Linked DNA regions of Homo sapiens: region 1 is linked to region 2. A link is a loop called in an ENCODE intact Hi-C map of the cell type or tissue named here. Cell type or tissue: A673. All regions are shown on one strand. Each heading gives the region's core, and the rest is flanking DNA. Links, peaks and the distances in the headings are about the cores only.

The links. Hi-C counts contacts between places; a loop is a spot of excess contacts. Peaks named below come from ENCODE experiments on the same cell type or tissue, not always from the same donor. Only the 100,000 strongest peaks of a DNase experiment are listed, where the experiment ranks them.
Region 1: it touches region 2 in a loop (2.9-fold over the local background); 1 of 110 quality-filtered maps calls a loop at or near these places.

Annotation. Positions count from the first base shown.
Region 1 is chr6:8,491,689-8,507,262 of GRCh38, reverse strand. The region is part of intron 2 of LOC100506207 (a long non-coding RNA gene); the gene reads right to left. Among named protein-coding and RNA genes, the nearest start is that of SLC35B3, 64 kb to the right of the region's middle. RefSeq lists an enhancer at 14,891-15,060. In A673, for the core only: a CTCF peak has its summit at 7,541 (motif pointing left); a DNase peak (open chromatin) is centred at 7,552.
Region 2 is chr6:8,965,654-8,981,227 of GRCh38, reverse strand. All of the region lies in intron 2 of LOC105374914 (a long non-coding RNA gene), which reads right to left. Among named protein-coding and RNA genes, the nearest start is that of HULC, 320 kb to the right of the region's middle. In A673, for the core only: no CTCF peak of the experiment used is centred there; a DNase peak (open chromatin) is centred at 7,497.

The sequences.
Region 1 (15,574 bases), core at 3,957-11,956, 470 kb after region 2:
AGGAAGCATGGCTGGGAGGCCTCAGGAAACTTACAATCATGGCAGAAAGGAAAGGGGAAGCAAGCATGCCTTCACATGGCGGCAGGAGAAAGACAGCGAACGAAGGGAGAAGTGTCACACACTTTTAAACCATCAGATTTGGTGAGAACTCACTCACTATCATGAGAACAGCAAGGGGGGAATCTGCCCCTGTGATCCAATCACCTCCTACCAGGTCCCTTCCCCAGTATTGGGGATTACAATTCAACATGAGATTTTGGTGGGAACACAGAGCCAAACCATACCAGTTCTACTTCCTAAATTTCGCACTGATGGATCTGAAACATCACCCTATCTCAAGGTTGCACTTTTTGAGGGTAGAATCTGTATTTTGCACCCATTAGTCTACAAGTACATGATGAGTATCACCCCTCATAAACGGAACTAATTTGAAAATGGTGTGAAAATGTCCTGTGTTCCCCTGACTACCAGGCAAGAACAATCGAACAGGCACGATGGCTAGATCCAAATAGAGTCCTACTTCTCAGGTATTTTTGAGACACACTTTAAGGCAATACCCTAGATAGAGTCTTTACTGGGATTACTAAAAATGTCAATCTTGATTAAACCAAGAGGTGCCATTGGAAGGTTTCAAAGTAAACTTTATATATAAAGCTATCCTACAATATAGCTCAGAAAAAAATTAATTTCAGTGTTAACCCAAATAGCTTTGCAGTTCAAGCAGTAAAATCATGTCCAGATTTGCCCCTGTACTCCTAGACATGGCCAAACAATTCCTTCTTGGTAGAGCTGCTCTTTGAAAAGATAAAGAGCTCTGTCTGTCACTGCCAATAAATATCTCTACAGAAGCTCGAATTCCAGGAAGCACTTTAGAGCCCCTAGGAAGATAAAAGCAACTCCCCATTGAGGAGAGAATCTTCAAAATGCCCAGCAGCACCCTGGAGAGCAGCTCAGGAGTCCAAGATACTGGAAACTGTGTTCTGAGGGATTCTTAGGAAGAACCATCCCCCTCTAAGACTCTAAGACCTTGAGGAGCCACCCAGCAGGCCATTTGGATGTTAAGAGGATCTTTTACTTGGAAACTTCTGTTTCTCACTTGGTGAGAGAGTGGGGAAAACATCAGGAGCAAGAAAAAGGAAAAGTATAAAAAGTGAGAAAAGGAAAAACTGAAGGGAGAGCACCCATTATTTCCAGGCAGTATGTGAGACGCTTTACAAGTCTTGCTTCATTTAATCCTCACATCACTGCTATGTGAGGACTGGTATAAACTCCATCTTATGCATGAGGAAACTGACAATCAAAAGGATTAAAAATAAAAAAACTTGCCCTATGTAAAATATCTTGTAAGAGTCAATGTCGGGTCTGTGAATTTTTTGCCATACTACATTGCCTTTCCCATCTGCCTTATTTGTTTCTATATGGCCAGGAATGTTTGCTTTTTTCCCCTTACACATTTTGCTGCATGAGCAGAAAATTAATTATCTTCTTGGAAGTCTACCTGGTGAGACTGGTGTTCTAGAAAAACTGAACTGTCAGCAAAGGAAGAGTCCCTGAAATGCAGTACCCATTGGCATGGCTGTGATCTGGGTGCATCGAAATATGTAAACCTAATTTTCAATCTCCATTGCTCAGCTAATGCCATTGACTTGAGCTTTTTTTCCAGGGCCTCCCTGACACTCGTTACATACATCCTTCAGCTCAGAGCTTCCTATCTCAGTCTTGTTGTTGATATAACAAATAGCTCTACCAGAACATCATTTCCTAATCCCAGACATTTATCACTTCTTTGAATTGCATCTTTACCATTCTCCATCTCTTCTTTTAAGCTTTTAACATAACTTTCTCATGTGCTATATTAATATTATTTTTTCACTTTCATTAAAGGCAGGATTCATAAGCTAAACAACTAAGGAAAAGAAGGAAGGAAGGGAGAGAGATAATCACATTTCCTGAATTTTTGTAGAGTTTTCCCTCCTATGGATCTGTTTACTTATTTAACCATGGAATTTTTAGAAATTGAGTTTTACAGATGTAGTTCAATTCCTTTGCTATATATATGCAGAAACTTCAGCAAAATTATACAACTAAAGGTAGGGTTGAAGCTATTTTGTCACTGTTATGTCACTGAGTTTTCTCCCTATTATGATCGTATTCCCAGAAACAAACCACCTGAGTTATATATACCCAAGGTTTATGATACAGATATTTTGTTAGCTATGTAGATATTATAAAATACGTTACTTAATACTGTAGCTTAAGAAATTATTGCTTTATTCAATAATATCTGTTTAATTTCTAATTATAATAATCTCAAAAGTATTTTAAGTTTAATCATCAATAATATCTTTTTATAGAAGTAAAGCTGGTGTCACTGGAATTCTGAGTAAACTTACAGAAACATAGAATCAGTTTCTCAGGACCTATGGCTGTTTAATAAAATGGCCATAGAAGACCTTCTGGATTCTTTCTGGTTTTCTAAATTCTAAAATGCAATAGAAATAAGAAACACAGTGTTTCCATCTTTAAAGCAAGCAAAGCACCTTAGTGTACATTTCTGAAATTTCTGTTTTGTTGCTTTTCAGTTTTTATATAAACTGTTTTTAAAACTAAAATGGGGAGAAAATCAGATTTTTGCAGAGTGCACGATTCTAAGATGAAAAGTGAAGGGTAGTTGCAAAGGGTGTTCCCTGCTTCACGCTTACTTTGTAATTAAGTAGGGTGAACCTCAAACAGAAGCTGAATAACATGCAGGTGCGCACATGCACGCACACACACACACACACACACACACACACACACCTGACATAAACTACTGCATTCCATTGTCATCAAAAATGTAAAGCTTAGCTGTCCCGAGGGCAAGCAAAATGAGCTTCTCAGCTACTCATCTGGGTTTCAGAATGGCAGCTTGACAAGTGGATACTCTTCAGTACACAAAACAGCTCCACAAGTAAAAACCAGTTCAAAGATGCCCTTTGCAGAAAGACGTCCTTTGCAGAAAGCCAGTTCACTATTTTGACAAAAGGATTATTTAAACACTGAATTAGAGTCGAGATTTGTGAAAGATGTTAGTGAAATTCTCTCCTGCTGCTCCTTTTCCAGAATTTTTTTGTTTCTGGTGCTCTAATTAAATTAATTACATTTTAAAAATAGTTGTCATAATTTTGCGGTGTTACTATTTACCCTTCTTGCGATGTCAAACAGCACCATTATATTGTTAAGAGTTAAGCATATTCTACCCACAAATAAATGTGTGAATATTCTTTGACCCAAAAAGGTTATAAAAGATACTGTTACTGTGCCCATGTTTAGCTATTAAATCTTAGTAAACGATTTAAACAGCTCCATTTGAAGTCATATTAACACAACAAAGATTGTGCATTTCCTGAGGATTTTGACTTGGTGAGCTACTAAAGCAATAGACTTTCTTTCATCATACTGAACTCCTTTTGCTTCATTTTCTTCTTGTTCACTATGTCTTTATATTCTATTTGAAATACAGACCTATTTTATCATTTTCTTGCTTTTGGATTTGCCTAAAAAATTGCTTGCTTCAAAATTGAGATGCCTTTGTTATTCAAGATATGCGCTTCATATATACATGAAAATCAAATATACATAATTTTTTATTTTCTAATATGTCAGCTTGATACATAGAAAAGAGACTAATGTTAACTTCAGGTGCCATGAGCATTTTTCTGTTTCACGCATTTTTGTATTACTTGTTGATATAGTAGCTGTGCCTCTGCTTTTAGTTCCTGTTAATTTATCCACCCTTTTTTCCTGTCTGAGGAAGAAGGAAGTGTTTCTTCTGAAGTGAACATTATATTTTGGGGAGGGTGGTAACTGTGACGTGCAGTCCCTCTATTGCCCATGAAGCAGTTCGAAATTCAACAAAAAAGAATTAGTTTCTAACATACTCAAGCTGACTAATATGATTTGACATTACTTGACACTGAAAATTTATTTTAAAGTGCCATTTCTGTTTTAAGCTACATATGCAGTTTCACATTAGCTGAGGTAAAATAATTCTCACCAAACAAAATCAATTCAAAATTTAGAAATGACAATATATTGAGCATAGTTGTGATTCATTAAGAGAACAGATTATTTAAAATCACTAAAATGAATAGTCTTGACAAATTTTATCCCCATTTTTGCCTTTTTCTAATCAATTACCATGAGAAAATGTTTAAAATCTCAACAAAATGCAAACCAAGCCACTTTTTAACAACAAACAACACACACAATAAAACCACTTCCATATACTGGGTAACACACAAATATTTGTTAAAAACAAAACTATATTATTCTCTTCTATCTTCAAATTTACTTTCTTGAGAGCAAAACTACATCATTGCCTACTTTTCTATACCTCATGCTTTCATTCTTGTAATAAAAACTGCTGTTTCAACCTTTTATTAGTTTCTTGGGTTATTCTCTTTGTCTGTAAGAATCATTCAGCTTCTACTGACCTAGGCAACACTTGCTCATATCAAAACTTAACTCAGGAGTCATCTCCTACAACAAGTTCTCCATAAACCCTAAGAGTAGGTGATTTTCCTCCTATTTGTCCCCATATGACCCCATATTTCTCCTCAACCAGGGTATAAGCTCCTCAAACCTACCACAGTGTCTAGTTCATAGTAGGCATTCAAGGAATGTTTACTGTTTATTAATAATTCTAAACTCGATACCTTAGGTAATAGTAACAGCTAAGTTTTCACTTCTAGGTAGCTGGGACTTACGAATCATTCATTATACATTATTTTTTCTAATCCAGTGGTTCTCAATGTGTGTTCTCCAGACCAACATCAACATTGCCTGGGAACCTGTTACAAATGTAAATTCTTGGCTCCTACCCCAGATCTAACAAATCAGAAGCTCTGTGATTGGGTCTTTTAAATCAATGTTTTAACAAGCTCTCCAGATGATTCTGATACCTGCTAAAGTTTCAGAAATACTGCTCCAACTAGAAATGAATATTTTGTTCCCTAAAAAGAGTTGTTTTATAAAAATAAATCGTGTGAAAATGAGAATTTACCTTCCAAAACAATAAAAAAGATGACCATGTCTTCTAGTTTTGGTCTGCAGGTCCGTGATACAGAAAGGAACAGAACAGAGTATTATTTAACTTCCCCTGCTCTTTGCTTTAGTTGTTCTATGCTAATTGAAGTTGTTGGGAACACACTTGAAACATTATTATACAATAAGAACTTTTTTGTTAATTAGCATTTCTAAAATCCATTCCAAGTCTATTGTCCACATTAAGCGTTGCTGTTCAGTGCACAAATGGTGTCATGAGACAATTACATGCTTGGTATATTGTACAAATTCTAAATCTACTAATACCGTTCAGCAGCAATGAAGCAATTAGCACTCAATTCTGAAGTGGTGTTGTAGAATAGAAGGCTTAAAACTTATCAGTAGTTTTCTACTTTCCCTAATGCTGATTACAAGCCTATATTGATTGCTTCATTTCCCTCCTAACAGTATGAGAGGCTTTTGAAGACCAAACTGTCAGCTTTACATCACTTATTATGAACAAGCTTCTTTGGGAGATGATTATTTTTGTTGAAGAACAATTGTTCAGGTAAGTATTTCTGTAAATCAAACTGTCCCAAAACTTTTTGGCTTAAAGCAAAAACAATCATTTATTTGGCTCACAAATCAGCAATTTGAAAAGGGCTTAACAAGGAAAACTTAGTTCTCCCCCATACAATGACAGCAGCTAGACTGGGGCTGGAGATGATACTTCCAAGGTGGCTGGCTCACATGGCTGGCAATTTGGTGTTGTCTGTCAACGAGAAGTTCAGCCAGAGCCTCCATTCCTTTTCACATGGGTTGCTCCACAGTGCAGCTTGGGCTTCCAAACAGCATGGCAGGTGGAATTCAAGGTCAAGTGTTTCAAGAGACAGAAAGCAAAAGCTTCCAGTATCCTAAAGCCTTGGTCAGGATACCAACACAGCCTGACTTCCACTATATCCTGTGGGTCAAAAAAATAATAGAACCTACCTAGATTCAAGGGAAAAAAAGACAAAACCCCATCTCTTGTTGGGAGGAATCTCAAAAAACTTGTTGCCATCTTTAATCTGCCACAAATTGTTTATTCACTTAAATAGAGTATAGATTTTGAGCTTTTTTTTTATTTATTTTTTTGGGGGAGGGATGGAGTCTCACTTTATCACCCAGGCTGGAGTGCAGTGGCATGATCTTGGTTCACTGCAACTTCTGCCTCTCAGGTTCAGGTGATTCTCCTGTCTCAGCCTCCCAAGTAGCTGGGACTACAGGCGCCTGCCACCACACCAGTTAATTTTTGTATTTTTAGAAGAGATAGGGTTTCACCATGTTGCCCAGGCTGGTGTCAAACTCCTGACCTCAGGTGATCCACCTGCCTCAGCCTCCCAAAGTGCTGGCATTACAGGCATGAGCCACCACGCCCGGCCACTAATGACATTCTGAGACTTCTTTGGGTATATGTTTTTATTTTAGGCCCTTTACTAAAGTGCTCCTAATATGAGAATTTAATCAGGGTGAAATGAAGAAAAAAAATTAAAAACTAAATATATGCAGGAATAAAAAAATACAGTGAAGAAAATGAATACCCACATCACTTTACTAAAACAAGGTCTGTAACAGAACAGTGAGTGACAAATTCATACGGGTCATCTGGTAACCCTATTTCTGTGAGGCCTAGATGAATACAATGTACCTTGGTGGCAAGTGGACTGAGTTCTTGCCATTCAGTTATCATACAGTGTCTGGTTATATAAACAGAACTAGTATCAACTCAAAACGAAAAAGGAAATGTGTACAATTACCAACAGAAATATTTAAATTCTTATGTTTACTCAATGATAGGGGCTTCATTTGCTTTTTGTTTTTTGTTTTAATTGAATTATCCAGAAAACTTTTCCTCAATGCTGTACTCCACATGGCCTTTGGAGCACAAACTAATTCAGGGAAACATTTTAGATGAGCCTGAAGTTCATCTGGTACTTTACCAAATATATCAGAGATAAGGCAAGAACAAGACAATAAAAGAGCAATTTAAGTGAGTGATCACATCCTAAGTAAGAAAAAATTAAAATTAAAATAACAGCCTAATATTAATATAAGCAATTGTAGAGGTAAACATATATTATCCCATGTTGCCAGGAGCTTGCATTTAACTGTGTGGAACGATTAGGAAATAACTTTCTCATGTCAGAGGCAAAAGTTTAGACCAATAAGGCAGGTCTTCTGGGTGTTTGGTTATTGATTTTCTAATCCAATGGTAAAGGTCTGACTTAAAGCAGAGATTGACTATCAGTTAGCAGTGTTTGTTAAATTTCACAAACACACAGTCTAAGAAGCTAAGTAATTTCAAGACATAAATGAACGAAAAGAAAATACATACCTTATACATTTCCTTTAATTTTACAAAGTGACATTTGAGAGCTGTGCATTATTTTAACTATTACATTATTGAGTGGTAATTAATTTGAAGTACAAAAGTTTGCTGGAATCCATGCACAGATGCCTCAGATGCAGTCAACTGCTTCCCTCTTCTGGCCAAAAGTGGAGGGAAGTTTGATTTTTATTACTGAATCTGAATGGAATTGTCTTCATGAGCAGCTCTAAAATCAGGTCTTAAACAATGAAAATTTACTATAGTTTCTATCAGCAGGATAAAATGCAATGTAATTCAGAAAGCATAAGTTAAACTATCCAGAAATTATTTGTAGGCAATTTCATTGAGCTTTTCATTGGTAAAAAATTTTGAAGTGTAAAGAGATTTAAATCTGTGTTTGCCGAACAGTCTTCAGAATAGGAAATGGTGGATTTCATTGCTTTCGGGTCACTGGGGGTTAATATATTTTGATTGTCAACTAAAATTATTCATAGATAGTGGAATGAGCATTGGTGGTTCTTACAGGGAAAAAAATGAGAAATTACAAAGATAAACTCCAGAGATTTCTACCACAGATTCTAGAATAAAATGCAATTTCTCTTCGTGATCTTGCTAAGCTTTGCAAGTGTTATGAAGGGCAATGACAAGATTAAATCATCAGATCAAGAGACTCAAAAATATCCCCCTTAATTGGGATAATTTAAATAATTTAAATCTCCCTGTAGGTTCTAATATAGACCCCGTCCCCCGCAAATGACTGGAAAAAAAATCTGTTACAGAAAATTTCAAGAAAAAATAAACTCTTATAAAAAGGCTTTCATAAAATGTTCTTTGCCTAATTTATACAATTATAAATCTGTATGCATATAGACGAACCTATAGACAAATCTCATTCCATATTTCACTCAAAAGGATAAAGACTGGAAATATATATATATTTAATTTGGAAAGGAGATTATTATATATATATAATATTAATTTGGAAAGGAGAGCTTTATTTCTCATAAAGAGTTGCAGCCTGCAGGGTGGCCAGGCTGTCTGATGGGTTGGGAAGCACAGCGTCTGGCCAGAAGCCAGAAAAGACACTTTGAGGGAGGGGAAATGGGGACAAGAATTTATCCTGAATGGGGCGGCCAAATATACGTATTTAGTGAGCTATAGGAGGTGGATGAATATTTATGATAGGAGAAACATGTGCACATGCAATAGAGGTATATGCTCCTTCATGGGTCCCATACTCCAAAAATGGTGGTGTAAGCATGATCCCAGGGAGTTTTCCACCCTGTGATGGCAAAAGGTGAAGAGAGGGCAAAAAAGCCTCATTTTATGAGGCCAGCATCATCCTGATACAAAAACCTGGCAGAGACACAACAAAAAAAGAAAACTTCAGGCCAATATCCCTGATGAGCATCAATGCAAAAATCTTCAACAAAATACTGGCAAACTGAATCCAGCAGCACATCAAAAAGCTTATCCACCACGATCAAGTTGGCTTCATCTCTGGGATGCAAGGCTGGTTCAACATACACAAATCTATAAACATAACCCATCACATAAACAGAACCAATGACAAAAACCACATGATTATCTCAATAGATGCAGAAAAGGCTTTCAATAAAATTTGACATTCCTTTATGTTAAAAACTCTCGATAAACTAGGTATTGATGGAACATATTGCAAAGTAATAGAAGCTGTTTATGACAACCCCACAACCAATATCATATTGAATGAGCAAAAGCTGGAAAGCATTCCTTTTGACAACCAGTACAAGACAAGGATGCCCTCTCTCACCACTCCTATTCAACATAGTATTGGAAGTTCTGGCCAGGGCAATCAGGCAAGAGAAAAAAATAAAGCATATTCAAATAGGAAGAGCAGAATTCAAATTGTCTCTGTTTGAAGATGACATATTTCTATATTTAGAAAACCCCATGTCTTAGCCCAAAATCTCCTTAAGCTGATAAGCAACTTCAGCAAAGTCTCAGGATACAAAATCAATGTGCAAAAATCACAAGCATTCCTATACACCAATAATTGGTGTAGAGTTAATTTTTGTATAAGGTGTAAGGAAGGGGTCCAGTTTCAGTTCTCTGCATATGGGTAGCCAGTTTTCCCAGCACCATTATTAAATAGGAAATCCTTTCCCCATTCCTTGTTTTTGTCAGGTTTGTCAAAGATCAGATGGTTGTAGATGTGTGGTGTTATTTCCAAAGTTTCTCTTCTGTTCGATTGATCTATATGTCTGTTTTGGCACCAGTACCATGCTGTTTTGATTACTGTAGCCTTGTAGTATAGTCTGAAGTTAGGTAGCATGATGCCTCTAACTAGTCAAAGCATGTTGACAGAGCAGAGAGCCAAATCATGAATGAACTCCCATTCACAATTGATACAAAGAGAATAAAATACCTAGGAATACAGCTAACATGGGATGTGAAGGATCTCTTCAAGGAGAACTACAAACCACTATGCTCAAATAAATAAGAGAGGACATAAAAAAATGGAAAAACATTTTGTCCTCATGGATAGGAAGAATCCATATCATGAAAATGGCTATACTGCCCAAAGTAATTTATAGATGCAATGCTATTCCCATCAAACTACCATTGATATTCTTCGCAGAATTAGAAAAAACTACTTTAAATTTCATATGAAACCAAAAAACAGCCCATATAGCCAAAACAATCCTAAGCAAAAAGAACAAAGCTGGAGGCATCATGCTACCTAACTTCAAACTATACTATAAGGCCACAGTAACCAAAACAGCATGGTACTGGTGCCAAAACAGACATATAGATCAATTGAACAGAAGAGAAACTTCGGAAATAACACCACACATCTACAGCCATCTGATCTTTGACAAACCTGACAAAAACAAGGAATGGGAAAAAGATTTCCTACTTAATAATGGTGCTGGGAAAACTGGTTACTCATATGCAGAGAACTGAAACTGGACCCCTTCCTTACACCTTATACAATAATTAACTCAAGATGGATTAAAGATTTAAATGTAAAACTCAAAACCATAAAAACCCTAGGAGAAAACCTAGGCAATACCATTCAGGAAATAGGCATGGGCAAGAATTTCATGACAAAAACACCGACAGCAGTTGCAACAAAAGCCAAAATTGACAAATGGGATCTAATTAAACTAAAGAGCTTCTGCACAGCAAAAGAAATTATCATCACAATGAACAGGCAACCTACAGAATGGGAGAAAAATTTTGCAATTTACCCATCTGACAAAGGTCTAATATCCAAAATCTACAAGGAACTTAAACAAAGAACCCCATCAAAAAGTGGGCAAAGGATATGAACAGACACTTCTCAAAAGAAGACATTTATGTGGCCAAAAAAATATGAAAAAAAGCTCAACATCACTGATCATTAGGGAAATGCAAATCAAAACCACAATGAGATACCATCTCACACCAGTCAGCATAGCGATTGTGAAAAAGTCAGGAAACAATAGCTGGCGAGGCTATAGAGAAATAGGAATGCTTTTACCCTGTTGGTGTAAAATGTAAATTAGTTCAACCATTGTGGAAGACAGTGTGGTGATTCCTGAAGGATCTAGAACCAGAAATACCATTTGACCCAGCAATCTCATTACTGGGTATATACCCAAAGGAATATAAATCATTCTACTATAAAGACACATGTACACATATGTTTATGGCAGCACTATTTACAATAGCAAAGACACGGAACAAACCCAAATGCCCATCAATGATAGACTGGATAAAGAAAATGGTACATATACACCATGGACTACTATGCAGCCATAGAAAGAAATGAGATCATGCCCTTTGTGGGACATGGATGAATCTGAAAGCCATCATTCTCAGCAAACTAACACAGAAACAGAAAACCAAACACCGCCATGTTCTCATTCATAAGTGGGAGTTGAACAATGAGAACACATGGACACAGGGAGGGGAACAACACACACTGCATCCAGTTAGGGGGTGGGGGAAGAGGGGAGGGAGAACATGAAGATAAATAGCTAATGCAGGCGGGTCTTAAAACCTAGATGATAGGTGGATAGGTGCTGCAAAGCACCATGGCACACATAGCAAACCTGCGTGTTCTGCACATGTATCCCAGAACTTAAAGCAAATTTAAAAATAAATAAATAAATAAATAAAATAGCAAAATAAAAAAAGGCTGACAGCCAATTTAAACATTCTAGGCCAGATGGGAATGGAGTTGGACAGGCAGTCATCAACCTTTAAAACAAGGTAATCAATTTTAAAAATTTGTAAGTGATGTAAGAGCCAAAAAACAAAGCCAAAAGCAAGGTTTTTGAAGTTATAATGCAAGAATAAGAAATTGTTTTAAATAGAAAATTTGTGGAAACAAGTGCTTTGAAATATTGATAAGAAATATAAATCAACTAAAGGAACTCAACTTACTGATTGCAGAATATCTGAATGCAAAGAACAACCAAAATTTGAATCCCTCTGTTTCATATTTACTTTTCAAAAATTAAATTTAAAAACTCCCAAAGAAGCAAATGAAGGATTTAAAATTTACAAGAAAAACTTGCATTGGGTATTCAAGGGATAATAATAAGGAATCAAACATATACAAGTCCTCATAACATTTTATAAAGTAATTTAAAACATTCCTAATAATGAGGGACTTTTCAGTTTCTCTGATGACCCTGACACAGCTATCACCAAAATTAGCTGCTAGCAGATCAAAAGGGGATTTTGTGCATTATGAAAAAGGCAACCTTTCCTTTTTCTTAACTGCATAAAGTGCAATTAAGAAAAAATCATCACTGTACAAATCTGCAGTGACTTGGAGGTGAATGGCACCCCTAGAGTTCTGCAATGCACTGCTTGCACAACTGTATATTTACAATGTGACAACCACCGCGGCATTCCAAAACCCATTAGCAGATCCTCTATGCAGAACTTGCAAAGTTGTGGTTGGAAACCGAGATACGGAAGTCTAAAACATTCAAGAAGGTGGTTACATTTGAACTGAGAGAGTTTTCTTGAAGAGAGCTATGCATGTCCCTGCCTCAAAGGGAGAGGGTTAAGTGTGCTGACTCCTTATCTTCAGCCAGAAAAAAAAAAGAAAAATTAGTAGGGCCATTTGGAGACTGGGCTGCACAGTGGGCGAGGGTCTGACACAGGCCTGAGAAATCTAGTGTGAGAATCCATAACATGTTATCTACCCTGATAGTGGACAAAAGAGACATTCCTCCATTGGAAATAGCCTGGAGTCACAGAATGTGTCTGGGCAAAGAATGTGTGAGGTTTCTCCTATGGACCCAATAAGATCCACTCAAGAAACAGAGCAAGGCTTGGGATGTCTTAGGTCTTCCCTAAGTAGATCCTCCTGGAAGGGAGAAATGCAGTAGAAAGAACCTGGAGGCTAACACTGCTAACAAAATAGACTCTCAGTTTCACCCAAATGCCCAGATAAAAGAAGGCCAACCTCAGTGGCCACAAGATCAAAAGATGATTTTATGCAGAAAAGTGAATTTGTGGGGAAATAAAGAAGCCAACCTGAAAGAACTGCAAATCAGAAATTTCCCATGACGCAGAGGATGGAAGAGTGTCCTGCACAAAAGCCCCATAAGAATGAGACAGCCAGCTGCAGGCCCAACCACAAGGTCACTCAAGGACAGGGAGGGAGAACTTTAAATAAAGTAGAGTATCCAGATTTCACCACTGAACATATTAAAAATTCAATTGAGACTTAAAAAAAAACAAACTAGAATTGTTTTATATTGAAGTAACTCAACTCTCAAGAGACTTTATCAGGCTCAAAGCATAAACCACAGACCAGCAGCATTAGCATCATGGAGGACCTCCTTAGACATGCAGACACTCCAGACCTACTGAATCACAGTCTTCATCTTAACAAAACCGAGTGATCTGCATGCACGTCAAAGTTAAGAAGTACAGTGGTCTTGCCGCTTCTACCTTTCCTAGCTAGCTTCTTATCATTCTTCTTCCTCCCTTCTTCCTTCATTTCCTTCTCCCTCTTCTCCTTGCTTCCAGAAAGAAACGGACCTCACCCTCCAATAGTTGGCACTAACACACACACAGGTCCAGGGGGTTGCTCCCCACTTACCTTCTTCCTGCCTGGAATGATGTTACACCACCAGGAGCTGCAGCAACCATCCTATAACTGTGAGGTAACCAGCATGTGAATTAAAGTCAATGTCCTAAGAATGGCAGAGGAAACAGAAAGAACCCAGTTTTTAGACTGTTGAGCTCCTGCACCAGCCCTAAGCTGTCTTCCTCTGGACTTCTTGATATGTGAGAAAAAATAAATAAATAAACCTGTACTCATTTAAACCACTTTAGTCAGGCATTCTGTTCTTTCCGATTATTTACATAACTGGATAATAAGGTATGAAATCAATGTTACCATTGCTGAGTTAACAGGGAGATCTGAAAAACGGAGAATCGCTTCTGAGAAGTGACCTTCTTCGTTGCAGCCAAAATGTCCCTTTCCCTTTGAAAATTCTGATGAAATATTTTTATCATACACTAAACTTTTATATGTTAGCTATCAGAACTCAACTCTCTCTTTTTAATAGCCATGCCTATTTTGAGGTATTCAAACAAGTTTTTTAAAAGGCATTTCAATCAGAAGAACCCTAAGAAATATTGGCATATGACATCCTCTACAGTGAGACTCACGGAATGTCCTGAGGTAAGACTGTCTGAGAGAAGCTTTTACAGTAATTGTGTAAACTGGAAATAATACAACTTCTTTGGTCCTCTCCCAATAAACACCATTTCCCTTTATCAACACAATAAAGGAGAGGAAATGAGGCATAGCGAATGTGAGCTTGTCCAGAGATCTTCTCTCTTTACAAATGCCTCTAATTTACACCACCACCAATACATTCTTCATTATATTTTTAAAAGCTAGTTGCCTACATTTGACGAATTGTTACAGCTGGTATGTAGAAGAGGACAGAAAAGCCATTATTCAGATGTCTTAGTCATTTATAGGCATTTTGCCATTAAAAAAGAAGAAAGGGAGAAAACCTCAGACAGGAAATATTAGTTATTGGACCACTTCATGATTAATAATGACCTTTTAAAATAATTCTTAATGTTCCACAACATGTGATTCTCAGTGTGGTTGTTTTTGGCATCTGGGGCTGGACAGCTCCTTACCATGTGGGAATGTCCCATGCCATGCAAGATTTTTGCATCCCCAGCACCCACTAACTAAATATCAGTAACACCACCACCCATCACTGTGACAGTATCTGCCCCCCCATTTCCTGTCTTGCCCACACATTTTCAAATATAAGGGGTAACATATGTATTTGAAACCTACTGGGTTAGCACCTGCAGAACAAAAGTAAAATAATCTTCCATCCCAAAATCATGTAAAAGCTTCTTTATACTTGCTTTTTGTCATTTTATAGTTTCATTTCTTACACTAAGATTGTAATCCATCTGAATTTTCTTTTGGGATAAGATCTGAAATAGGGTTGGAATATTATATTTTCCTTTTTTTTTTCCAATACCATTTTAAAGAAGTATCCTTTCTTCAGTGATAAAACACAAAATCAATTTCTATCCTAAGATAAACTTTTCATCATAATTAGGTTTCCTTATGGACTTCTCTTTCTATTAAAAATATGTCTGTTCCTGTGTTGTTATCTTATTATTTTAATTATTAGAACCCTCACGTGTTTAATTTCTAGGAGGCCAAAGAGTGCCTTAGTACCCTTTTTAATCAAAATTATCTTTACTATTCTTATCTGTTTGTTCTTCCTAAGAATTCCAGAATAGTCTGTCAAGTTTTTAAAAGAAATCGCAATAGAATTTGATTAAAACATATTAGATTTATAGGCTAATTAGGAAAAAGTATTATTTTTCTAATGTTAGGTCTTGCCTATGAACAACATAGACAGCTTCCATGTCTGTTCAAGTCTTCTATTACATTATTCCGGGAAGTTTAAAATGTTTCCTGAACAGATTCTACATCTATTTGTATTTGTTAGGTTAATGCCCAGGTTATATTTGGTATTGAATTGGGATTTTGTTTTTATCGTGCTTTCAAACTACTGATTTATTATTAAAGTTTATATATTTCTGCATGACTAGCTAATATGCTATAGTAGGCTTATTCCATAGTCTATGGAAGTTTTCAGATACCTAAGCCTATCATTGACAAGTGATAATATTTTGCCT
Region 2 (15,574 bases), core at 4,128-12,127:
TTAGAAGTTTTATCCAAATGACAAGGGGCAAGTTAGCTCTCTGAGGTCTTTTTTTATAAGGGCATTAATCCCATTAATGACGACAGAACCCTCAAGACCCAATCACCTGCCTTATAATACTATCACATTAGAGATTAGGTTTCAACATATGAATTTTGGGGAGACAACCATTCAGACCATGGGCATTATCTACAAGACTATAACTTGTCTTAAACTCATTAAAAGTCTAGTTCATAAAGGCAAACAAGTAAATCAAATTCTAAAGGTGAATCATCACATCCAAAGAGAGGCAGGACACAAGAACTGTGTCAGAAATTGCTTAGTGAGAATATAAAAAGGATGACCACCATAGAAATTGGTACAAAATGAAAAAGCAAAAAATTTAATGAACACTTAAAGGCTGAGGAGAATTGGTTAATGTGTTCATTTGGGATTGCTAAGGGCCCTAGACACAAGGAAAGTTGCAAGACTTTATCCGTGGGTCTCTACCATTTGCTTAGGAGAAAGACTAAGGGCTGAGCGGGCGACCAGAATAATTCCCTCTCAGGAGCACTGATAAAGCAGTTGTTAGCATCTGTGAGGGTTAAGGCTCTGTCCACTTTGTAGAAGACTTTAAAACAAAAATAAAGCAAATGGTTTAAGTCTATGAGAAAGGAGAAGAAGAAAACTCAATTAGATTCTGGATAGAAGATAACTCTTATGGCACAGGCAACACTCCATTGCTACTAGGGAAAAGGTTGAACCCTGTATTCCTGGGGAGGAGAAATACAAAACAGTCTGAGACCCAGGATCCTACACAGATTTCAAGTGGAGGCTTGATTCCACTAATGGAGGGGCAGGGAACTTCTACCTAAGATTTTCAAGAAGTATGAAGGGTGTGAGATTTTACCCTACCTTAACAAGCTAAAAACTCATTAGTTTCACACAATTCTCTAAGTGCTGGCAGAATGACATGAGGCTGCTGGGTCAGAGACAGAACGCAGTTTAATACTCACTGCAATAGTGGTAGTCAGAGTGTCATGGTTTTCTTTCCCCAGTACCCTGAGCCCCACTACCCATAAGGTGACATGATGATGAGGGTCAGATGATGCTTTCATATGCAGTCAGTTGCATTACAGAACAAGAGCCCTAATGTAGGATGCTCCAATCTTTCATAATTGACAACAAACAAATCTACCTGACTTTTGCCCCAGAAGAAAAATATGTCTGTATTATACTGCAAACAGTATTGTTGCTGTATTAGACAGCAAACAAATCTGCAGAGGACAGGCATCAGAGGAAGGCACTATCTTTATCTTATAAAGATATTCACTATACAAATATTCTTGAAAAGAAAGTCCAATGAAGAAAAAGGCTGTCAGTGTGTCTGCTGGTCAGATGTACAGAAGGAAAGAGACTGATGGAGAATTATCTCTCCCACCCCACATACACAAAATGCCATGAAGAGGAAGTATGGAAACAGTAAAAATGTATCACTCCTGATGCCCAGACACATTGGTCCTGCCTAACATTGAGGTTGTACCAGAACAACAAAGAACTTTCCCAATTCTACCACTAGCCAAGCACCAAGTCCCTGGTATGGTATTCTATCACTGGGAAAGTGGCAAGAACCTGGAGGGAGACTATACTCTGTGGTGCAAGTATTTAGTGTTGACTAACAATGAATGGGGAAAAAACAAACGGACTCTCAGAAAAACCTAGGAGACTCTATCCTGACTCTATCCTGAGTAGCTTGAGGAGCTTGAAGTCTATAGTTCATTGAAGATAATCATAGCAACAAAAACTCCAAACCACATAAACTCCTGATTAGATTGGCCAAACCCTACATTCTAACTGAAGAACAAAAGAGGAGGTACAATCATTGCTAGGTATAAATATTATCTTCCTGCATTTCTACTATTCTTCTATGCATGATATCTGATATTCAATAAACAATTATGAGATATACACAGAAAAAAAATCAAGAAAAAAGTGAGCAACATAAGGATAGATGACTCATATATTGGAATTAACTGACAGAGGCTTTAAGATAATTGATTAAATATTTTGACACCTGGTGGAAAAGATGGACAATATGAATGGGCAAATGGGAAAATTTAGCACAGGTATACAGAAAGAGTACAATGGAAATGCTGTAAGTTAAAAAAAAAAAAAACCACAACAACAAAACCCAAAACAAACCATTTTAAAAAATCATACATAAAAAAGTAAATCCTTAGGAGGTTCATAAATAGAATGTACACAGATGAGGAAAGATTCAGTGAGTCTGAAATTAGGTAAATAAAAATTATTTAATTTTTTGAATTGAAATTCAAATTGAAATTGAAATACAGAGTTAAAATAAGTGTTTTTTTTTAAAAAAACCACCAAAATCAAAGAGCAACAGCACAATATCGAACGGTATAATTTACATGAAATTGGAGTCCCACAAGAAGGAAAGAGAGAGAGAATGTATCAGAAAAAAAAATGAGGAAGTAGTAGTTGAGAATTTTACAAAAAGAATCAAAACATTAAATCATACCTCTAAAACCCTTGGAAAGCCTCAAGTGGAATAAAAACAAAACAAAGACACACCTACACACATCATAGTTAAACTATGAAAACCAAAGATAAAGAGAAAATCTTGAAGGCAGAGAAAAAAGAAGCATTCTATACAGGGGAATGAAGATAAGGATTATAGCAGACATTTCCTCAGCAACTACACAAACCCAGAACATATCGGAGTGATCATTTTAACAGACTAAGAGAGAAAAAGAAGAACTTGTCAATGAAATTTCACAACCAGTGACAATATCTTCCAAAACTTGAGCCGAATACTTTCTCAGACAAAAAAGAAGGAAGGAAGGAAGGAAGGAAGGAAGGAAGGAAGGAAGGAAGGAAGGAAGGAAGGAAGGAAGGAAGGAAAGAAGGAAAGAGAAAGAAAGAAAGAAAGAGAAGGAAGGAAGGAAGGAAGGAAGGAAGGAAGGAAGGAAAGAAAAGCTGAGGGAATTCATTCTCAGCCGATTTGTCGTGCCAAGTAATACTAAAGGAAAGTTCTTCAAGCAGAAGGAGAATGACAACAAAGGGGAAACTTAAACCTCACAAAGAAATAGAGAAGAGTAAGAATGATACACATGAAGGGATCAATGAGTACTTTAAGGCTATATTGTGGAAAACTGGCAATGAAAATGATACATTTTCTAAAAGAAAATATGCATTATTGCTTAATTCATATGGAAGTGCACCCATGTATGAGATGACGAAAAGCTAGGACCTCACAAATAATAATGATAGTAATAATAATAACAATAGTAATGAAAATAGCAATAATAATTTGAGTCAAAATTTAGGAAATTATTTAGAATGGGAATTTAACAAACACCCACACACCTGGACTCAAACTGTTAAAATCAAACATAAAGAGAAAAGAATGGCAATTACTCTTAGCTTGGCCAGGTGATACCAATAATGGAAAAAATAAACTAAAAACTATCAAAATAAAGCCATTTATATGCACTCAGGGCTTACCAAATCTTTTATTTATCATGCTCCATTCCAATATTTAGTTTTTAACCCAATATTTTGCTTCTGAGAAATATTCCTAAGCAAAGAAAAATAATATTTCTCTCAGGCCTGCTTCATGCTTCATGACTATCACCTTCTTCCCAGCCTGTGTGGCTTTAGCCTCATTTATGGAGTAGCTTTTCTAAATCATAAATCTATCATGCCATTGCAGTTTCTAAAGGCTCTAGAAGGCCTTCCATTATCTTCAGGATCTCTTTGAGATAACACATGGGCACTGTATTAACTGGCCTCATCTTTTTGTTCAGGCAACCCTGGCTACCCTCTCCAGGGAGTCTGTTGACAGCAACCCCCTTGTCAAGAACCAGCCCCTCTTAAGTTTCCAGAACTGTGTAACTGTTTTAATAACCTAAAGCTCTTTCATACTTGTGCACATACTTATCCTCTTAATAACATCCATCTCATAAGGTTTGGTAATGATTAAATATGATAATAAATGAAAATCTCTCAGAACAATATCTGATATATAATAAAGACCAACAAGTTCTAAATCTGGTATTTGAACAAATTGTTTACTTGTACATGTTTTTCTCTGGACTATTTTCCTTCTGTTGTACCTGGCACAACTGGTTATCAAAAATATTTTTTGTTTGAAAGATAAATTCTAACCAATAAGAAGTTAAGAAATATAGTTCAACCCCTTGTGGATTATTATTGCTTTATTTTTTTAAACAGTAGTAAATAGGAAATAATGTTTAAAATGCTTATGATTTAACATAATGAATAAGCTTGATAAAAATTTTACACATAATATTAGTTCAGTATTTAAGAACATGCATGAAAAGAAAATGACCAAAAGGACTTAAATAATTAGTAGCTTTTAGGTAGTCCAGAAAATCTCTGCTCTTGTTTTACTGAGTTTGAGTATGAATTAATTTCTCTTGTCCTTTCAAATACTTCCGTCATGTGCTTGCCATTTTTATGATGAAAAATAAATAGATCTAAAACTGACTTATAGAATATTTTCAAAACTCATTAAAAACAATATAGATTCCAGCATTTCAATCCCAACATTTCAAATATTCGTCTATATTTGATGGTCAGAACACCACAGCTGCCTGTTTTTCCTTCTACTTCTCTTACTACTGCTTCTTAGTATTCCTATTGGTAAATCCTATAACTATTCTTACTTGGTAAATGCAATTACCCCAATTGCCTAATGTAGGAGTATCTCAGAGGTCAATGTTTAGACCTCTTCTTTCTATCTACATTCACTTCCTTTTTATGGCTTTAAATAACTATATGGTGATAACTTCCTAACTCCAGGCTTAAATATCCATATATTCTCAACATATCTTTTTGAACCCCTAAGGGACATCTTAACCTTAACTTGTCTAAAATAGAAACCTTGATCTTTTCTCGCCCCACAACCAAAGGTCTGCATCTTTTGCAATCTTCTCCACTCATTTATTTTCTCAGGAACATATTTATTTTTTTTATTTTTTTGGTTTTCATATTAAAACTCAACCTTGTGTCTCCAAAGCAAAATATCTCAAAAATCAGGCCATTTCTAAGGACTAAGCATGTAGTTATGAAATCATAGGTGTTGAATTATCTCACACTTGACTTGCGATAAATGTGAATTCTTTCTCGTTTCAGAGTGGTTTCTAGGAAATATTATAAATGCTTTTCAGAAAAGGGAATTATTATTTTAAAAGCTCAGTGCCAGGGCTCTTTATGTATCCTTTGGAGTGCATATGCAGAAGAGTCTTGGGGGCCAATAAAATGCTCTTTAGAAGGCACATCTTCTTCCTCATGCTACTTATTTTTATTCATTCATTGATTTAATAACTATGACATGAGCACCTACACTTTATCAGGAATATTTTTCTGAACACTGGACAGTCAGGAATGAACAAAGCATGCAAAGTTCTTGCCTTCACAGAGCTTATATTCTAGTGAATAGAACAGATAGAAATCAAATAGGCAAAATGAATATAAATTATAACAGGCAATATAAAAGTGCATGAAGAGGATACTAGTTATATATCACTGAGGAGGGACATTTTGGGCAGAGACCTGAATGAACAAAGATTTAATTTTTTATAATACAATTCACAATACTGTTAAATTCACCTGCACGGCTCACTGAATTTTGGCAGCCCAACTTCATGGCCAGTGTTGATAAAAATATTTGAAGCTGAGTCTTTTGGACCTTAGATTTGCCAACTTACATGATAGTGTATAATACCTTCCTAATTTGATACAGAATGATAATGTTTGCATTTCACTCAAACTCATCTGAATTATATTGGCTCAGAGGATCCTGCTGAGCTAGAGTGACCATTTCACTGGGAGATGCTATTGGATACAATCCAGATTGTTTCATTTAGCTCAAGAGTAATTTCCCTTTGATTTGACTTGGAAGAAATACTGGTCAACCAAGCTCAGAGCACTATGATAGCAATCCAAAAGCTGAGAAAATAAAAAAGACTATTTTTTAATCATTTTGCTTGATAAACTATATATCTTAGAACTCTGAAGTAACTCTGAAGTCAGAATATTAGGAAACTATGCTGGACCTTTTGAATTAAACTTCTAAGCTTATGTATTCCATAAATGACACAGAAGAGAAGGATGGCTTAAACACCAGAAGAAGGAAAATTAGGAAAAAGTCATAGGAAAATTATGATTTAGAAGTCTAAATACACACATATCTGAGTGTGTGTATATCCTCACATACACAGACGTATATAAACATGTACACACACATAATGTTTGTAACATATCCAGTCATTCATTCAGTCACTGAGCACCTATAATACTCATGTCATGCTTTATTATAGAAAACTGGGGTATTTTCGTGAATCAAAGGAAGATCCTCTCTCTCATGAAGTTTATCTTAGAGTAGAGCAAAATAGACAGTACTCAGTAAACAACAGATATAATAAACCAATGCATTATTTAGCACATGAGATGATAACTGCAATAAAAAAAGGAAAACTAGGATAGGAAAGGAAGATGAGGAGTATTAACATAAAGGATGGGTTATGTGTTCAAACAAGGTAGATAGGGCAAGGAATGATGAAAGAGTATGAGGTATGTGGCAAAATATGTAGAATGCATTTAGATGTGTAATATGAATATGTATTTATATACAAAATATATTTCAGGTTGACACATACATATATGAGATGAATACATACAGTAAATACATATATATTCATAAACATTTCTATTAAAATATTTTTCTTTAAGTAATAGTAATCTTTCTTACATGTATTTTCTAAATAAAATATTCCTGATATTCACTTGAAGACATTTAATATTCTCACAGATGAACGGAATAATAGATATACATATGTAAGTAAATATATTTGCAAATTATTTCTTAAACATGCTGTTTATTGCTTAATTTTAAAGGTTAAGTTCATTTTTCTACATGTAAATAGCAAAGACCTGGTTACCGATGACGTATACCTGCCTTTGAAATTCAGGTGTCACATTCCTACCTTTAGAGACAATGCATGCATTTTTACAGTTAATAGGAGTACTTGGCCAGGCAGAAGATATGTGTAACCATTATTAAAGTCATTTTATCGAACACTAGTTTTCTTCACTGCCTATATTTAGCAGATAGATATAAAGGACAGAAATGTAGAAGATAGCAGCATCAAGCTGATACAGGAAGTCTATAACACACATGGCTAAAAAGTAATTATGCTAAGATTGAGTCAAATAAAATAATATTTTGTCTTTGGTTTGAGGTTTGTAATCTTGGCGTTCACTTCTCTTCATTGCCTCATTTATGTTGGGTAACTATTGCTTGTGTTGATGATATAACACATGCTGACACCAAATATCAATGCTAGGTAAATCCAATTAAGCCCAGAAGCAAAACAGCTGGATTAGCAGTGCTTGCATAAATTATTTTTCTCCCATTTACTTTGTTTTTTTGCAAATGAGCCTTTAAACATGAAAAATTTGAGCTATCAGTGTCCCCATTCCTTATTAATATAAGAAGCCTAAAATAAAACCTTTAAAAGTAAGTGTTGGAGGTTTCCTTTTATGCTATTAATACAAGTGTTATGATTAAAGCTGCAAATGAGCATGCCTATTTTCTATATGGACTTCCTGTTTGTGAAAGAAGCTTATCAGAAGTGCATTTAAAGTGTATCTTAATAAAGAATTTCCCCCTGAAGGCTAAGAAGCTATATTATTTTTACCAGTTTTGAGTTCTCTTTTTTCCTTCTTTATCCAGAAGCATAAAGTCAGTAAATGACATAAAAACAATTTAACTAGTTAGGTTTTCAGAATAATGGATTTGCTGCTGTTAAATCAAAATACAAGGTAAAGTCATACATGAACAAAAAGGTATTTTGTCTCTTTCATTAAGAGCCATGAATAAGTATCTCATTACCTTTGTAAATATTTTGATAAAAACCACAAATTTTGATTAGTGTGATATTAACTGCATGATAAATAAAGATATATTTGAAATGTAAAAAAGAGTGAAAATGTAAATTACATTTTTACCTTACTGCTAGATTTTTAAAAATCCCTTCGTGGTGGGCAATAGATTCCTTTGTTTAAAAAATTATTGATTGTGAAATTTATGAGCTATCCTGATTTAATTTGTAATAAAGCTCTTAGTTTTTTGCATACCCTTCTTTGGTATGGATAAGAGAAACTTCTTTTAAAAAGCTTGCTGCTTACTTTCCAATACCGACTTTTGAATTATTCACTTCAGAATCCTTACATCTCTGTGTCCACCACCCTCCATTGTTAGCGCATCAGCCTTACCTAATCACAATCCAACTTACATGCTGAAAAGTCCACTTACACCAGATCCCCCAACTTTATGAAATTTCTGCCTTTGCCCTCCATCTTTAGAGACACTATTAAGACTCAAGTAATGCAGTGATTCCCTTTATTGAAGTCAGTATTTCTTTCTCTTTTTTTAACTGTAAAAATCTGTCTCTACTGAGAAGAAATGACCACCTTCAATTACAGTGTATATGTCACTGAAAAGTATTTAAATGAGAGCAGGATATAATATTTGACAACTTTAAAAATCTATTATCAGATTATAACAGTATCAGAAAAAATATAGTTTTGTGATATTAAGGTATTAGGTTATTAAGTTTAGAATAAATCAGAAAAAATCTAAAAAGAAATTCAACCAACTGTAAACCCACTTGACACTTAGTGAGTCTGCTTTTATTTGGTTAAATAGAAAATAAATCATAATTGAAGTCTAATTATTAAATCTTCAACAAACAGTATTACAGAAACACTGTTTTGTTTTGTTTTTATTCCACTGGAGGAAGAACAAAAGTAAAACTTTCTTTAAAGTTCTTCAAAATTTTTCAGGGAAGAGGTATAATCAACCACCCATTTTCTACTGCAAATTAAAGTATATTGTTATTCCTGCAACTTAAGGTGGGTAATTTTTTTCACCTTTTTTTATTGAAAGGAATCCTCACATTGATAGCTAAAGCTAAGATGAAAAATCAGCATTTTCATGCCAAACAGTGAAAATTCAAAAATGGTTTACATAGTTTTCAAATACACTCTATTCTCAAATCCTTTCCAACATGAAAGACACTTTTTGCAGGGAGAAAATGATCATTTAATTTGGCAAAACACAGAAATTTCCAGCTGAGGCACATTAAAACATTTTTACAATTGCCCCAAAGGCAGAATATTTTTACAATTTCTTTTCCTATAAAAATCTGTCTCTACTGAGTGGAAATGACCAAGTTTTCCCTGGAAAATGTTAGCACAAATACATAAATAATTTTTGCCTATCCAAAGCCTTCATAAAATGGCTTCTATCCAGTTTTACCAGTAAAGCGTAATGTTGATTTTCTTTATAATTATTATTTAGATTCAAACAAAATCTTACTGGTAAATTAACCATTGATAGACTAAGTCTTGGTTATATTATTTTTATAAAGAAATAAATTACTAGTATATGTGCTTCTAACAAAAGTTAATAATCCTGTTTGGCTATGTGTTTAATTTCAGATAACTTTCACACTAAACTTATATAGGAGCAATGTTTATGACAAGATAGGAAAGTTCACCAAGAGATGAAAACTATATAAAATAAAAAAGTCAAATAGAAATGTGAGAAATGAAAAATAAAATATTAAAGATAAAGAATTTTTTAGAGGCCTATGAATAGGGTAGACAGAGGGAAAGAATCAGTGAACTTAAAAGTAGGACAATAGAAAATATACAAACTAATATAAAAGGAGAAAAAAGTGAAATAAAAATACAAAGTAGAAAACAAAATAAAAACGTAAACATAAAAGTGAAATGAAAGCATATTGTTCCCATGTTCTGTGGAACAATAGCAAATAGCCTATCTAGCAAATCACTGGAGTTTCAGAATTAGAGGAGAAAAAAGAATGACTATGATTTCAGCTAAAACGCTCTGAAGTGTGAAATACTTGGAAGTCATCACCCTTGTCCTTACAACAACAAAAAAAAGCTGTAAAAACTGAAAATCAGCAACTTTTCTTAGGTTCATCAGAGAATAAAGGTAATTAGAAAAACTGCCACTCCAAAATTAAGAGAGACAAATGAAGTAAATACATCAGCCGAGATATGCCTACCTGAAAAAAAATTGCTGGATTCAAAAACTGGTGAAAACCATTAAGTGGTAATTTTTATCCATTGCTACAGACCAAGTGTGGATTAGGTTGAGAGTCAGAAATTCTAGGGGCCTGAAATCTTAGCAGGGGCCTATGCTATTTCATGGTTTACACCTCTAGAAACTCACCAAAAATTCTGCAGAAAACAGCCAATAAAATTTTTCTTACTGACCCTCGCAGGGGAAAAAAAAAGAGTAACTATGTGAAATATGTCCAGAGCATTCTCCATAACAAAAACTGTCTCTCCAAGGAGAAAAATCTTTACCCAAACCATATTCCACTGGAGGAAATACACTTCTGTAACTCTAGTCCCCTCTATTCTTTCTGTCTTGTGTAAGGGAGATGGGAGCTAAAAAGTGTTAGTTAAGATTATTGCTCAGGGATATGGATTCACTAAAAGACTGAGATTTGATTATGAGATTATAGAATGCTTCCCATTCCCCACACAATATAACAGCAGTGCATTGTGGTGGAAATAGCTTCAATATATAGACTTTATTTAAGTAGGAGTACTCAGGAAAGCCAAAGATAACAAGTGTAACAACAAGGAAACTAGAGGCATCTGATGTCTCCACCATCTACAGCTACAGGAAACATTAAAAAACCCAATTCGTAGCCAGATAAACATACAACAATCACACTAAAGCCTCATTTCTATCACCTGACACCCCATTTTTGCTTCAAAAAAAGATTGATTACAAAGCATGCTAAAGGAACTTTAAAAAGCACATACTGAAGAGACAAACCAAGCATCAGAACCAGACTTACATTTGAAACATATTTTGAAATTATCATACAAGGAATTTAAAATAACTATGATTAATATATTAAAGGCTCTATTGGGAAAAACGAACAACATGCATAAACATATGCACAATATAGTTGAAATATAGACACACTGAGAATCAAAAGGAAATTCTAGAAATTAAAAACACTACAAAAAGAAATAAAAAATGTCATTGATGAGCTCAGCAGTAAACTTTGCACAGCTAAGGAAAGAACCAGTGAGCTTGAAGATAGGTCAATAGAAATTTCACAAACTGAAATGCAAAGAGAAAAAAAATTAAAACCCCAGAAGTTTACATACAAAAATTGTAGGACAATTTCAAAAGATGCAACATATGTATAATTGGAATACCATAAGGAGAGAAAAGACAGGAGAGGCAGAAGAAATATTTGAAGTAATAATGGTCAAGAATTTTCCAAAATTACTGAATTTCTCACAGACACCAAACCACAAATCTAGAAAAATCAGAGTACAACCAGCAGAATAATCTATACTTAAGCATATCATATTCAAATTGTAGAAAATCAAAAACAAATAGAATAGCTTGAAAGAAGCCAGGGAAAAGACTACATTATCTATAGAGGTCTTATGGTCTGAATGTTTATGTTCCTCCCAAATTCATATATTGAAATCTTAAAAACAAGTTGATGATACCAGGGGGAGGGGCCTTTGGCAGGTGGTTAGTCAGTAAAGGCCTCAGAAAGCTAGCTAGCCCCTCCCACCATGTGAGAACAAAGTAAGAAGTTGCCAGTTTGTAACCCAGAAGAAAACCCCCACCAGAACCCTACCATGTTGGCACCCTGATCTTTGACTCCCCGGCTCCAAAACTGTGAAAAATAATTTTTTGTTGTTTATAAGCAACATGGTATATGGTATTCTGTTATAGCAGCCCTAATTGGCTAAGACAAGATGAATGAGGAAAAAAAGTAAAGCAGACTTCTCAGAAATCATGCAAAGAAGAAAGGAGGGAGGTAACACATTTAAGGTATTCAGAGAAAAATATTCAATAGCCTAAAATTCTATAGCCAGTAAAATTATCATTTAAAATAATTAAGAAATAAAGATTTTCTCAGATGAACAACACCTAGTGGAATTTATTATCAGCAGAACTTCCCTGTAAGAAATTCTTCAAGAAGAATGAAAACTCTACAAGTCAGAAGGTCATAGCTATGCAAATAAAGGAAGAGTATCAGAGAAGGAATAGTTGAAGCTAAAATAAATGCAAATAAAGTAAGAGTATCAGAGAAAGAATAAGTGAAGCTAAAATAAAGTATTTTATTCTTATTCTTGATCTATATAAAATATAACTTTAGAGTAATAACAGTGCAGTATATTGCGTGATTATAGAAAATGGATATTGAGGAGTACAGTTTCTGCTTAAAAACCTACGTGTCATTTTTGAGGCCTCACCACAGGCAATTAAAAGATTTTAATTGTAAGGCCTCCCTGAAGAAAGTTGCCCTCCCCACACCAGACTTGCCCAGCTAGAGCACTGCAGTCTCTGAAGGGAGATAAATAAAAGATGAATGAAATAGAAGAAACCATAAATAGGGAGGGCTGTGTGAAAAAAGGAGATAACACGCAAAGAATCCTGGGGAAGCTCCACCCTTGAATCAATAGAAAAAAACAAAAAAGCAGAGTGAGAAATAAGGTTGGAAATAAGATAACGAAAGGTCTGTTTAAGAAGAATTCACCCTTCCTCTCCTATGACAATCCTTACCCACCTACCCTAATGAACAGAATTCAAATAAAGCTCACTCTCATACAGAAAATTAGAAAGCTCTTTTCTGAAGCTGTTGAACAAACTAAACAGAACTGTAGTAGTTGTTGTGCATTAGACATATTTGCCACTGGGTCCCCATCTGCTCTCTAAATAAAAGTCACCCACTGGCCCAGGCTTACAAATATCCCACTCAGTTCTTTTGCTGCTTCAATTTAAAACATAGATATCCTGTAGCAATAAATACAATGATTAACAAAAATAGAAAAACTGACTAAAATTAGACAAGAAAATTTGGAAAAATAAACTTCAGAAAGTTTTTTGAGTGAAAAGAGAAGCCATAGAATATTAAGTGAAGAAAAACGAATCTCTAATAAGTTCAGAAATAGGGGATTACAAAATGGAGAAAAGGAAATTATCAAAGACATAATAGAAGAAAAAATTCAGAGTGAATGAATAGTAAGCAAATTTCATGTAAAAATCACGAGACTTTTTTCACATCTCAGTATACTGGACTTAGACTCTACTGGGGGAACCTCTCTGCAGACAATAACTATGAAACCTGGACCAAAAAAAAAAAAAAACTACGTAAAGGTACAAAATACTGAACAGAAGCAAATATATTCTTACAGACAATCTATGCTATAAGGGGAGACAGGAGTTGTACAAATAATTCCCATGTTTGAGGGGCTAGGTTCGGTCTTTTGGGCAAGTGACAGCTCAGGGAATGTACCTGGAAAACTCCAAAATATATCTAGCTGGAAAACTAGAAAAAATAAGCCTGGAAGCTATAAATACTGAAAAGAATGGGAAATCCCAGAAGGGAAAGTACTGGAAACAAATCCCCAAATTCTGCCTCCCCACTTCACTGACTCATATATATCTGAACTACACATGTGTAGAACAGAATCTTAGCGGTTCAAACAAGAAAACAATTTTTTTTGTTACAATTCTGAAGGTACTGAATTATTTTATTTTATTTTTTGAGATGGAGTCTCACTCTGTCTCCCAGGCTGCAGTGCAGTGGCACAATCTTGACTTGCTGCAACCTCTGCCTCGCAGGTTCAAGCGGTTCTCCTACCTCAGCCTCCCGAGTAGCTGGGATTACAGGTGGACCCCACCACGCCCAGCTAATTTTTTGTATTTTTAGTACAGACAGGGCTTCGCCATATTGGCCAATCTGGTCTTGAACTCCTGACCTCAGGTGATCTGCCTGCCTCGGCCTCCCAGAATGCTAGGATTACAGGTGTGAGCCACCACACCCGGCCATAAGCAGGTAGAATGTGGTGGAGTGGAAGCTACTTGGAGGAAGGTAGATAAGAAACTGAGTTTCTCAATTTGCAATTTTACCTTGTAGCTAGGTGCAGTCCACAGAGCACTCAGGAGAGACAAGGGCATGCATGGAAATGCTCCAGTCTTCCTGATCTGGTGAAGAAGATAAGAGAAGCCAAGAAACCAGGAAAACTGAAAAGACAACACAAATCTCCATAGAGAAAGAGCCAGATGAATGATTCTGAAAGCAGTTGAATTCTAGGCATTAAAAATGACTTTGTAAAACAAAAGGAAAAATGCTTATCACATAATAATAATGGAATCCAGTATCCTCTGAACACAGTATTCATAATATAAGGGACATAATCCAAAGTTATCCAATATGAGAAGTACTAAGAAAACAGAACATATCCTCAAGAAATAAGAAATTGAGTCCAACCCAAGATGAGTCACATGTTGCAACAAGTTTAAATGAGCTATTAATAACTATCCAAGGAGAAAAAATAAAACAAAATACCACGTCACAGAAACAGAAATAAGAAGAAAAACTAAATGGAAATTCTCATAATAAAAAAGAACATTTTTTGAAATAAAAAATCTACCGAATTAACTTTGTCAAAGATATGACAAAAGAAACAGTGTGTGAACTTAAAGACAGAAAAATTAAAATGATTCAAGGTCAAAAACAGAGAGGAAAACAAACCAAGATAAATATCACCTCACAGATGTGTCAGATAATATTCATATAGTCAAACATACGTATGACGGTTACATTAGAAGACAGAAGATATTTAATGAAGAAGAAAAAGATATACTCAAAGAAACAGTCGTTGAAAATATCTGAAGTTTTCAGGTACAATATTCTAAACAAAGAATAAGCAAAATAAACATCAAAGAAACCTACACGGGCACACACTGAGTAAAGCTGTTGAAGGCCAAAGATAAACACCAAATATTGAAATCAACAAGAGAAAGACAGCACATTACCTATAGGGAAACAGCTATCCAATTAAAGGCTTACCTCTTATAATAAACCACAGAGGCCGGAAGAACACGAATAAAATCTTTGAGTTGTGAGGGAAAATACCAAAACTGTTTAATTAGATTTCTATATTCAGTGAAAATATTCAAGAATGAAAACAAAATAAGACATTTTTAACTAAAAGAAAACCTAAGAGAATTTATTGTCAGTAGACTTACAGATCAAGAAGTGTGAAAGATATTCTTCCAGCTGAATGAAAATTATATTAAATGGAAACTGATCATCAGGGAGAAAAACAATCAGAAATGGTAAATGTAAAAGGCTATCTTTAGTTTGGGGAGGTGATTTTTCTTAATTATATTGTAAACCATTGCTTGAAACTAAAATATATTGCCTTGTATAATATAAACTCTACATTGTCTTGTGGAGTTTATAAGTAGATGTATTACATATAACAATTGTAACATAAAGAATGGTGCAGGTGTATGGACAATAAAACGGAAAAACTAGTGCAGCTATCTATTGGATTAATTTCGCCAATGTATAGAAAGACAAAGAACAAAAAACCTACACCATCCTTAGCAAAAGAGCGAATGAATATCAGGCAAACAAAAATAAAGGCTCTTTACTATTGTTACAGGGGAAATAGT